2 separate regions of the Mus musculus genome follow, and region 2 is linked to region 1. A link is a contact called in ENCODE POLR2A ChIA-PET data. All regions are on one chromosome and are shown on one strand. Each heading gives the region's core, a stretch centred on a gene start or an enhancer-like site at or near the end of the contact. The rest is flanking DNA. Distances are from core to core; before and after follow the strand shown.

Evidence for each region. ChIA-PET counts read pairs that join two places held with the same protein, here RNA polymerase II (POLR2A).
Region 2: POLR2A ChIA-PET joins it to region 1 with 16 read pairs in Patski. The contact joins the promoter of Rufy1 here to the promoter of Sqstm1 in region 1. POLR2A ChIA-PET finds 5 or more read pairs at or near these places in 4 of 5 experiments (Patski and embryonic stem cell).

The regions. Positions count from the first base shown.
Region 1 is chr11:50,207,532-50,213,902 of GRCm38, forward strand. Sqstm1 (sequestosome 1) reads right to left here and starts at 3,289. Exons shown (of 8, transcript NM_011018.3): 1 at 3,022-3,289; 2 at 290-385; 3 at 1-105. The coding sequence starts at 3,226.
Region 2 is chr11:50,428,829-50,435,199 of GRCm38, forward strand. It overlaps Rufy1 (RUN and FYVE domain containing 1), which reads right to left and starts at 2,297. Exons shown (of 18, transcript NM_172557.3): 1 at 1,956-2,297. The coding sequence starts at 2,277.

The sequences.
Region 1 (6,371 bases), core at 2,039-4,538:
CCACAGGCCCGTTGCAACCATCACAGATCACATTGGGGTGCACCATGTTTCGGGGTGCCTCCTGAGCACATGGTGGGCGATGTTCCCGCCGGCACTCCTTCTTCTCTGCAGGGAGAGTCAAAGAGTCCATCCAGAACTTAGTTGCTAAGGACAACCGCTTAGGAGGCCAGGACCTCTGTGCCTCTGACAACTCCCAGCCCCGCTACACCCACCCCAAGGCATCACAACTCCGACTCCTGACCCTTCGAGGAAAGCCCCACAGGAAGGAAGCCCCGGATTCAGCCTTTACCTTTAATGTAGATGCGGAAGATGTCATCTTTCACATAGGACATAGCCATTGTCAGCTCCTCATCACTGGAAAAGGCAACCAAGTCCCCATCCTCATCTAGATTGTTCAAGAAATGACACATCAGAGCCAGGGACACAGCTCGGCGGGAGCATGCAAAGGCCTTAGGTTCCATTCCCAGAACTAGAGGCTAAAATGCAGCAGAGGCACCCAGCATCTGCTGCAGTGTACAGAGCCCAGTGGTAAAGGGACATCTACTAAGGCTCTACACTCAACCTGGCTGCTGAGCCAAGCAGCAAGATGGCCGTTCATTCCGATACGGCATGAATATGTACTCCAACCTAGGTCCTAGATTAGTTACATGCAGAAGGCAGAACATATGTCATGTGTATATGTGTATAAGGGTCCAGCTTCCTGCCACTAACCACTGGGCCACCTGTGCCCTCAGGCCACGCCTAACCAGGTGTGGGTCCATCACCTGGGAGATCCCACCCTAGTCCTGATGGCCCAGCCCTTCAAAGGCCTCAGGCTTCAGAAGTAAAGGACGTAAGTCCATCTGTCCCCTCCCTTCAACTAGACAGCTAGAAACCACTACATTCAGGCTCCATCTAAGTTGTTCTTGGGTTTTTTGGTGTTTTTTTGTTTTGTTTTTTGAGACAGGGTTTCTCTGTATAGCCCTGGCTGTCCTGGAACTCACTTTGTAGACCAGGCTGGCCTCGAACTCAGAAATCTGCCTGCCTCTGCCTCCCAAGTGCTGGGATTAAAGGCGTGCAGCCACCATGCCTGGCATCTAAGTTGTTCTGAGGTTGTTGTTTGTTCTGTTTTTGTCAATTCTATGTTTTCTGCTTTCAGGGGCAGGATCTTAGTATGTAGCCCTACCTGGCCTGACACTACTTAGAGCAGGACAGCCTACAACCTGTGGATGAGCCGCCTTCGTGCTGGGATTACAAACATGCAACCAGGCTTCCAGGTTTTGTTTTGTTTTTTTAATATTGTATGTACACATCACACACACACACACTTAAGTGTATGTGTGTGCCACAAAGGCCAGAAGAGGTGTTGGGTCTCCAGGACCTGCAGCTGTGATGAGTGCTAGGGACAGAACTTGGGTCCTCTAGAAGAGCAGCCAAGGCTTTAACCATTGAGCGATTTCTCAAACCCATCTGGCTTCATTTTGTTAGCTCACAATAACTGGGATCACAGCCATATGCTTCTATGTCAGTACAAATAGTCTGTATAAAACCTGATACAGTACAAAAACCTTATACAGGCCAAAACCACACACCTGCAGGCTGGACTGAGCCTCTGAGCAACCATTTAGCAACAGCTACCATAAGGGAGATGAGAGAGATTGCCTCAAAAGAAACAGTGTCCATAAACTACAGACCAGATAAATTAAACATGACATATTCAAAGAAGACTATTCTTCATACACAAAAAGAAATTAAATACTGCCCATGTACAGAAATAGAGCCCTTGACTAGCATATGCAAAGCCCTAGGTTCAATTCCCAGTACTGGAGGGGGGAAGATGTACTAGTGAGAGCTGTAATACAAATGGGCCTTAGACATATTAATAAGTGAATGAACAAAGATTCACTGTGCCAGCCTGGTCTACAGACCAGCCAAAGCTACCTAGAGAAACCCTGTCTTGAAAAAGCAACCAAAAAAAAAAAAAAAAGCCATTTTAATGTGTTCTAATTCCTAATAGTAAAATGAATACTAAAGTAGACCAGCCATTGCCTGGAACTGGAAAGGATACAAGATGACAAACAGGAAAAAAATTATATAATAAAATAATAATTATTACAATAATTGTTATATAATTTTTATGTAATATATAAATAAAATTTATAAAACAATGAAGAGATTCTAAGCCGAATGTGAAAATAGTTATACAACTCATTTTTTTTTTTTAAATGCAAGGAGCTGGGGAGGTAGCTCAGTTGCTCGAGGGCCTAACATGCATGAAGCCCTGGACTGGATGCCTAGCACAAAGATGACTCAGAAGGACAATTTAGAGATACAGGCCATCCCGGCCATATAGTAAGACCTGTCTCTGCTAATACGAAAGAATAATCGTTATACACTTTTACTGGGTGAATTGCACAGGTCCTAGGTTATAACGCAGTTACACTGAAAATTTTCTGTCCAGTAGTCCCTGTGATTCCTGCACTAGAAAATTGAGACAAGAGGATTGGAGTGATTGAGGACGGCCTAAACCACTCGTGAATTCCAGGCCAATCAGGCTACGTGGCTTTATTTCAGAAAAGAGAGAGACTGACCAACCAACCTGGCCTACCCACAGTCCTCCATAGAGATCGCAAAACCATTCCCTCCCACAGGGAGGGTCTTGTCCACTCGTCTCTTGTCAACAACCTCTAGCTCCACCCCATGCAGCCACCAGCCACTCCAACGCAAGAGACTGAGCTAGTTCCGGGGTCCCCTACCTCCCTTCCCACGGGCTGCCCCACCCCGCCCCCGCTGCTTATTTATCCGCGTCACTCCTCTCCACCCCTCCTCCACGTCTGCCTGGTCCCAGGTCTTCCGGGGCTTTAACTGAACCCACCACCGGGCGTTACGGGGAGCAAGCGAACCGCTGGATGTTAGATGTAACCTGAGCGGCCGCCTGACCACCCTGTCCCCGCGGGGAGCCAGAGGACACGCCGCCTCGTCCTCGCCCAGACCTACTACTCCCTGGCGGGGGAGGTTGGCTTCCCCGCCCCAGGCCCTCACCGCGGTAGTGCGCCTGGAAGCCGCCAGGCCTCAGCGTGGGGAACAGCACAGCCACTCGGCTCAGCAGCCTCTCGCAGGGCCCCGGGCCGGCCGCGGCTTGGGCTTCCGCCTCCGGCTCCGGGCTGAAGCAGAAGCTGAAGCGGCGGATCTCGCGGGTCGCCTCCTCCTTGCCCAGAAGATAGGCCTTCACCGTGAACGACGCCATAACCGCGGTCTAGGTACGGACGAAACAGCTGGGCAGCGGCGGCGCCGAGAGCCCAGCTTTTATAGAAAACGGGGGAGCCCCGCCTCGTGGGGGCGGAGCCTCTATGAGCCCCGCCCCTCCCCTAGGCTGGGGCGGCCGCTGGAGCCCCCTTGATGGGACCCTTGAAAGGTACGGGGTCGAGACGACCCCACTGCCTACTCTTTTCTTTCCCACCGAATACATGGGTGACCACAAGAGACCAGCCTCAGCCTCAAGTCGTTGGGAAAAGGACCCGTAAGTATCGAGCCTAGGTACCTCCCAGGCTTGGGCCTGCCTATGACTCAGCAGTGTCGTCCCCAAGCCAGGGGGGATGTACGGCCCAGAAGCTAGGAGGACACAGATGTCTACTGTCAGGTAGCCATTCTTTTAGCCAAACAGGCTGTCTCACAGGATGCTATTCCGACCCTCCTAAACATAGTGTCCCCGGTAGTAGCCCCCACTCCCACCCCCTTCCAGGCATCCACCATGACCAGCCCCTCACTGAATAAAGGAACATCACCCACCATCTTAGGCCTCACCCAATTTAACAAAGATCAGGTTGAGAGGTGTTGGACAAGCACTGGTGACTTCTCACAAACCCACCCTGTAAGAGGGGTAGCCAGGGCTCCAGAGGCAGCAGTAGTCACAACCTGTTCATTGCAACCAGAGATTCCTCACTGCAGCCCAGACACACACACACATACACACACATTCATATTCTCTCTCTCTCTCTCTCTCTCTCTCTCTCTCTCTTTCTCTCTCTCTCTCTCTCGGAAGGTACATGTATCTCAGGCCTTAGTGGCTTCAAAGCACAAAGGGATCAGACCACCTGCCCTCCATCTAGGAACCAAAATACAAGCTATAGCCAGTCCTGTGCCACAGGTTGGTTATTCCAGCTGTTTGAGGTGCTGAGGCAGGAAAAGACCAAGTTCAAGATATTCTGCTTGAGCAACTTGGTGAAACTGTTTCAAAATAGAAAGTGATCCTAGTACTTGGGAGGTCAGAGGTTCCAGAGTTCAAAGCCAGCCTTGGCTGCATGAGGCTTCTAAGAAAGAAAAAAAGTCTGGGTGCTGGGGGGCGGGAATAAAGAATCTGGCTATACAGTTTAGTAAGGATACAGGAGATTTAGCTTAGTAGGGATACAGCTTATAGAGATTTAGCTTAGTAGGGATACAGGTCATGAGGATTTAGCTTAGTAGGGATATACCCGGGAGATATCATTAATGGGAATTTGGTGCATAGGGATATAGCTCAGTGACAGAGCACCTGCCTAGTATGTGTTACATCTTAGGTTCAACCCCCAATACAAACGCCAAAACCAGGAAATGCTGCTTTCTGTGGCCAGAGTGACCTGTTAGCTAGCATGATGACACACATCTGTAACCCCAGCCCTTGGGAAGCTGAGTCAAGAGGAATTCTAATTCAAGGCTCGGCCAGGCTTGCATAGCAAGTCCTACTCTCAAAAAAAAAACAAATTAAGCAGGGCAGTGGTGGCACATGCCTTTAACCCCAGAACTTGGGAGGCAGAGGCAGGTGGATTTCTGAGTTCAAGGCCAGCCTGGTCTACAGAGTGAGTTCCAGGACAGCCAGGGCTACACAGAGCAACCCTGTCTCAGGGAAAAATAAAAACAAACCACAAATTAAATGAATAAAGTAAAATGAGCTCTTAGCAGGAACCCAGTCCTGGGAAGGCTAGAGGCTGAGAAGGGTGTCACCCTGTAAGGCCTTCTAGGTATGGTCCTTTCCATAGGACTAGACCTGCTGAGTCAAAGTCATGGGAGAAGACATGCAGGGCAGAATTGGAGCTCAAGTCGTCTCCCTGAGGCAGGGTCTCCACACCAGCTTCCTAGGGCCCCTCTCCCAGTTATCATGTCTTCCCTGGACCTCTCTCAGAATTGGTTTTGTGAGAGCAGAAAAATCTGTAATTTTAGGAAAACTCAGCAATGGACAGTGATTTGCCACACAGGTGTGACTGCCATTTCCCTGGTGGCTAGAAGGTACACACCTATTGCCCCAGAGGACAATCCCAGTTTTAGGCTTTCCTCTCCAACAGTTGCTAGCCCAGGAAAAGGCCCCTGATCCTGCAGGACCCTCTGCTAATGCAGAGGACAGTGGGGACGCAAAGGCTGTATCCCGATGTCAGCTGCTGGCCAAGCGTGACTCAGCAGTCTAGTGGCCTGACAGCCTTAAAGCTTCAATCAGACCAAACTTCCTATGGAATGTCTGAGCCAATGGGGAACTGTGGGGAAATCCTTTACTCTGTCACCAGTGGAAGAAAGAGAAATGGGGAGATGCCCTGGGTTCCAGGCCAGGCCAGCATGCCCTACAGCCTACAGCGACTCAGGCTCTCTCCTGAGTTCCCAGGCCAACCAGGGAGGTAAACAAGGCGGTGGCTGGGGAACCCCCTGGTAGGGCCCTTTCTGCTTGCTGTGGTCAGGTGGCCTGGGCGGCTATGAGTCAGAGTCCCATGATCATGGTCATAACAGGGGGATCCCAAGCTGCTGCCATCCGGTCCAGTGCCAGCAGACAGGATGGAAAAGGTCCTTGAGGGTGTGATGTCTGGAGAAGGGTCTCGGGAGGGGTCTCTGGAGGACCCGACAGCAAAGTGAACTTTCAGAGGCCAAGGTTGCCAAGATAAGTCAGACCAGGCATCTTGCCAATGTCTGATGTCTTGTTCATGAGTCCACCTGTCCCTCACCCACTGAAGCGTAGACTAGGAGGAAAGGGAAAGGCTTGTCACCTGAATCGAGAGATAGCACTTTGGATAGGTGACTAACCTTGTCTTTGAAATGTGTCAGGAATGGGAGGACCTGAACCCCTCCCTAGGGGATTCCCCACAGGAGCACTAATAGAAGCTACCAGGGAAGTAAGTGTGCAGGCCTCAAGTGGCCTGCCTGAGTTAAGAGGGAGGTTCTGTGACAGGAGCAAGAGTGGCCCAGGACCTCTGCTGTCTGTCTCCTTGGGTCCCCCCCCAAAGACTTGGCAATGGTCTCCTCACTGAAGCTAGCTCCAGACACACTAGAAGAGGGCATCAGATCCCAGTACAGAAGGTTGTGAGCCACCATGTGGTTGCTGGGAATTGAACTCAGGACCTCTGGAAGAGCAGTAAGTGCTTTTAAGCCCTGAG
Region 2 (6,371 bases), core at 1,047-3,546, 220 kb after region 1:
CTGGGCACGACAGCATTTGTTAGTATTCCCAGTGCTTCCCTGGGAAAGCAGAGACAGGACGATACCTGGCGATGTGTTTATAAAAAAAAGATAAAGAGGTATAAGATATGTTCTATGGGGGTGTGGTGAGGTATGGGGGAAGGGGCTGCCTCGGCGGGTCCATGCCAAGGCACCCCCTACCCTCTGAGGGACCAGCCACATGATGGTATAGAATAGAGCTTATTCAGGGCATGGGGAGGGAAGTTAAGAGCGTAGTAGAGGCAGAGAGAGGGAGAGAGTTGAGAAGTATAGGCCGGGCATGGCCATGAACACGTGGAGAGAGGGGGACGGGGAGGGGGAAGGGAAGAGCAAGAGAGAAGCAAGGGGGAAGCAAGAGTAAGAGGGAGGAGGGGGCAAGCAGCCCCTTTTATAGTGGGTCAGGCCTGCCTGGCTCTTGCTAGGTAACTGTGGGGGTGGAGTTTAGACAGAATGCTAACACCTGGGTCTTTTTGGACAGTGTGGCCAATTGGTTAGCTCCGGGCTTAGTGAGAGACCTTGTCTCAAAAATAAGGTGGGTTAAACAGTTGAGGAAAACAGCCAACTTCTGGTCTCCAAGTACACAAGCACATGTACAAACATATGTGAACCCATATACACACACAAATGAAAAGGTTATAAAAATAACCAAGATTGCCAGGCGGTGGTGGTGCACATCTTTAATTCTAGCATGAAGAAGGCAGAGGCAGGAGGATTTCTGAGTTCGAGTCCAGCCAGGTCTACAGAGTGAGTTCTAGGACAGCCAGGGATACTTAGAGAAACCCTGTCTCAAAACAAAAAACTAAAAACAAAACAAAAAAACCCCAAACAAAAACCAAGACCAAAACCGAAAAATCAAGGTTAATTCATTACCAAGGAAAGAAGCTTTTTTGTTGTTTTTGTTGTGATTTTGTTCTTTAAAATAAAATCTGGGTACTAAAGTCTATTGTATGCACGTGATGCCCCAGGCATTTACAGTCAACACTCACTTTACCTCAGCAACCTGAAGTCTGCATGGTCCATTCACAGTAAGTGACCAGGCCAAGTGAAACGTGGTTATTTATTTATTTGTCTGTTTATTTATTTAGAGGCAGGGGCTCACTGTGTACACCAGGTGGGTCTCAAACTCTCAGAGCTCCACAAGCCTTTACCTCCTAAGTGCGGGTCTTAAAGGCGAGCACCACAACGCCCTTGGCTATCCTTTATATTTTAATTTTAGATATGTTCAGAAACACCAATGGATTATAATTAGCGCAGTTCTGAGCACGTACATTAACATGTGCAGGAAGTATGCACCCGAATCACCAAGCCCAGCTATAAAAAACAAATAATAATTTACTTTTGTTCTTTATTGGTATGCTGAAATTCTAATCTAGATCATAACAGCTGAATTGGATTATTCAACGTAGCTGATTAATTTTTTTTTTAATCCCCGTTTTTATAGACTGGGAAACGCGAGTAGGACAGGTGATGGGAAGTCTTCGTCCCACGGGGGGTGGGGTTGGGGGTTAGTGGCGGGAGAATAAAGGGAACTAAAACCTCCTGACTCTGACTCGCTGCTCTCACCAACTTTGGAATACGCTGTCAACCTCAGCCGCAGGTGCAAACCGGCTGGCTGCCGAGATTGTTAACTGGGGACCAGCACCGGACTTCATTTGTCAAGTATGCAAAATACGAACACTGGTGATTTTCCGTCTAAGCCTCTAATGTAAACCTCCTATTTAAAGTCAATCCGTGATCACGACGCAGCTGCTCTGAGGTTCACAAAGACAAACAAGGTGGGAGGGGAGTCCCGGGCCGCAGTCACCCTGGCCCGGTGGGTGACACCAATTGCAGAGCCCCGTGCCGCGCCGCGCGGCACAGCTCCGCGGAGCAGCTCGTCCGGCCGGTCAGGTTTCCCCAGCCCGGGAGCAGCCCCGGCCCGCGGGACCCCGGCCTACCTGCGCGCTCCCCGCCGCCGCCGCCGTCTCCCAGCCCCGCGGCCGCGCGCAGCGCGCTGCCGCAGCTCGCCGACAGGTTCCCGGTGGCTCTGCGCGCCAGCGTCAGGATGGGCGCCGACCAGCTGTCGGCCACTCGAGGCCGCGACGCACTCCGCAGCTCGCCGGGACTCGGCAGCTGGCTCCGGTCCACGATCTCGAACGCTTCCCCGGACTCTAGGCCTGCTTGGGGCTCAGGCTCCGGCCCCGGCTCGGACTCCGGCTCCCGCTCCGGCTCCGGCTCCGAATCCTGCCCCGCCCGGCGGCATTCTCCGCGGGCGGCCATGTTGTTAGGTCACGTGACCCGCCGCTGCCCTGGACCGACGACCTTAAGCCGCTGCGGCCTTGCTCGCTCTCACCTGGGCTTGCTTTCCTTGTATAGCATTCGGGAAAGTACGATTCCTAACCGTAGGTGATTCCCAGCCCGGAGCACTTGGAAGTTACTTTTGGACTTTCTACTTCCCACCCCGGGAATGCGCCTTATTTTAACGTTTTGCGACACAACTTCCTCTTTTAAACTTTCATTTCACATGCCTTTTCCCCCTTTGAATCAAAATCTCACTGTTGGATTTTTATTTGTTGTTGTTATTGTTGTTTCTTTCCCCCACACAAGGGAGACATTAAAACAGGCCATGTAGCCAAGTGGTGGTGGGACAAGCATTTAATCCCAGCATCAGGGAGGCATAGGCAGGCAATATCGCTGAGGACAGCAGAGTCAACGGAGTGAGTTCCAGGACAGCCAGAGTTACACAGAGAAACCCTGTCTCAACAACGCAGTCCCCATCACCCCCAGTAGGCCACTTGGCAGGGGTGTGCTTAACTACTTTTTTCTGGGGTGTGTGTGTGTGTGTGCGCGCGCGCGTGCGCGCGCGCGCGGCATGGCAGTTCTGGGAATTGTACTTCGTATCTCATACATGCTAATCAAGACCTCTACCACTGAGCTTCACCCAACCCCCAACACACATAACCAACAGGACCGTTGAATTTGTGATCCTCCTGTCTCCATCTCCCAAGTGCTTCTGACCCCACACCATGCTAGGCAGGCACTCTACTAGCAGAACTAGCAGAGCTATGTTCCCAGTCAGAATTTCAGTCTGTAGCTCCGGCTGGCCTAGAACTCAGTAATAGAGCACTGGCCTTGAACTGGTGATCCCCCTGCCTCTGTCAAGTGAGTATGGGGATTTTATGTGTGCCTTACCATGCCAACTCATGTCTAATATTTTCGACTTCATATTTTTCGGCAGCTTTCTTCAGAACAGGCTGTAAAAGGGCTGCCAAAGAAATTAGGACAGATGAGTCAGAGGTGTGTGTGTGGTGGTGGGGCTTTTTCTTTCAAATCAAATGAATCTGAATGACAGCCTAGCAGGCAAGGTCAGCAGTGGTGGTCTGGAAATGAGCTCTGTATTCTGCTATTAATTAAGTTGATAGGAATTGAACCAACCTCATTCCTAAGTGATAAGGAAACGCAGCACACAACGTACCTTGTGATTATTGTCTCTGCTTTCCAACTCTGGCTTGGATAAGTCACCCTACAGATATGTGGTTATTCAGCCTATTTTCTTACTAGGGATAGAAGGGAATTTGGCAAGATGGAGATGCGAATGTCATGAGAATGTAACAATTTGCAAAAAAGAATTTAACAGTTTGGACCATGTCAAACCACAGAACTCTTAGTGTTTAAAATTATTACAGTGTTGTTGCAGGCCAGGTGTGGTGGCACACACTTTTAATCCCAGCACTTTGGAGGCAGAGGCAGGTAAATTTTTGTGAGTTTAAGGCCAGCCTAGTTTACATAACCAGTTTCAGTCCAGCCAGGGCTAGGTAGTAAGATCCTGTCTCAACAAATAGAATAAAATAAAATGTTGTGGTAGATTGTTAGAGATCAAATAATTTCACCTAAAAATTTGGATTTTAGTCCTTTTTGAATCATGGACAACTTAGAATATGTTTCCTGATGGTAGCACATTATTGGTAGTGGTTGGATGGCTGCTATGAGAAATTATTTGTGCTCCCTTTGGCATTACAGACACTAAGCCTCGAACAATATAGAGAAGCTTAGCATAGCGTCTGTGTGCTCTGAGGCACAGAGGAAAGGTTCATGTTGTGTGTAGATCATCATGCCCACTGCACCAAGCTGCAGGAGGAGAAGCATGTGATGAGGCCTTACACAGGGCTAGGCTCAAGTACACTGACCGATAGAAGATCCACCCACATCTCAAAGAATGGGGCCGTCACCAAATTTAATGCAGATGAATTTGAAGATCTGAGAAGTGACTCAGCCTCGGTGCACCTTCACAATGCTTGGTGGTTTCTGTGGTGGCAGTGTCTCAGACAACCCCGCCTGTTTCGGAAATGTGGCAGGGGCTAATGCAGATTCATTGATTCCCACTTTAATTCTGTCACACTGCACACAGTAAATATAGCTCTCTATAGGTCTCTATTATGTGGTTTACAGAGTAGATTCAAGAGGCTATGGCAGAGTGCAAAGGGTTTGAGAGTGCACGGACAGAAATGTCAATAGAATCTCCATGGGTAAGAACCTGAGACCAACCCTGGGATGAAGATGCTGCTGTGGCCCAGGGGAGAGACAGGCTTCAGGGTGGAGTCTCGGGAAGAGTGGAAATAGGCTGGAGCAGGAAACTCTGTGTGTGTGTGTCCAGGTCCACCAGGCACACAGGTAGACCAGCAGGCATTCTAGTGAGCAGCAGGGCCCAAGCTGAGCTGGCGCTTTAGCATCAGAGTAGTGTTTTGTGACGGTTGATCCTTGGTGCATACTGGGTGTCAGGCTGGTGGGCCATGCCATGTCATCTTAGTGCTAGGTGTCCACCAATTTATGAGGTCCAGGGAATTCCACACTACACTTGGTCTGGTGTGGCCAGTCAGTTCTTGGGCCTGTTTTCCCTCCTATGATTTTGAAATATCCATGTTTCCCAACCCTTTCAATTCACCCTCAGAGTGACAAGCTTTTAGTTTGGTTCTAGTCCCAGAAACCACCCATTTAATAAGTCTGTGTTGCATGGTCTGTGACTGACAGATGGTGAAGTTGTGGGTCCATCCAGGGGCTCCAGTCATCCATGAGTGGCAACTCAGAGGCAACTCCACTGTAGCCTGAACAGTGCCCCCCTTCCTGTGACTACTCTCCTGCATCAACAGCAGCCCTACTTGTGACTGTTTCAATTTCCTGAAGTCAACACTACTAACGCCATTCCTGCATATTCTATTTTAACATTTCTTGACCACATCAGACCTCAATCCCTCCCTCTGCCCTCCCGGATCCCCACTGCTGATAAGACACCTCACCTGTAAGAGAAATTCTCTCTCTCATCTTTTCTGATCTTCACCTTCTCAGGTTTATTGCACAACAAATTGATCCCCATCACCATTAATCCTCCCTAGTTTTCTTTTCTCCTAACATCCCTTCTCCCTAAACAGAGCCAAAAACTGCCTATAAAATAGCATCTCCTATGGCACAGCCTGAAAAAGCACATTTTTATTCATGATGGAGTGAGTTAGAGAAGGGCCTAGCCTGCCCTCAGCATCCTCATCTTGTGAGACAAAAGAGTCCTCACCTCGTAAGCTGTGCCTCCTGTTTTCCTCCATCATGACCCATCAGTCTTTCTGACTCCTTTTCATATCATTATACAGGATGTGGATTTATGAACTCCCTCATAATCTCTTCATGCGCTTTAAAAGCATTTATTTATTTATTTATTTATTTGAGACAGGATCTCCCTGTGTAACCCTGGTTGTCCTGGAGCTCAGGCCGGTCTTGATCTCACAGAGATCTTCCTGACTTTGCCTCTCAGGGCTGGGATTAAAGTACACTATCACCCCAGAGAGTTCATTTTTATTTCTGTGTAGCTCTGTGTGTGTGTGCATGAGTTTATGTATACCACATATGCATAGTGCCCTGAGAGGCCAGAGGGTGTTGGATCTCCTGGGACTGGAGTTATAGGTAGTTGTGGGTAATCTAATGTTGGTGCTGGGATCAGAACCCAGGTCCTCTGGAAGAGCACCAAGTGCTTTTAATAGATAAGATATCTCTCCAGCCCTTTCTTTCTATTCTTTTTTATTTTAAAGATTTATTTATTTTATATATGTGAGTACACTGTTGCAGTCTTCAGACACACCAGAAGAGGGCATCAGATCCCCATTGCAGATGGTTGTGAGCCACCATGTAGTTGCTGGTATTGAACTCAGGGCCTCTGGAAGAACAGTAGATACTCTTAACCACTAAGCCATCTCTCTAGCCCTCTTTCTATTTTTAAAGACTCCAAACTAATTATTTGCACTGGCTCTGCTGTCTATACCAGTTTTAGCATGACTGGCTAGCTTTAAAAATATATGCATATTTAGCTGGGTGTAATGGCACATACCTTT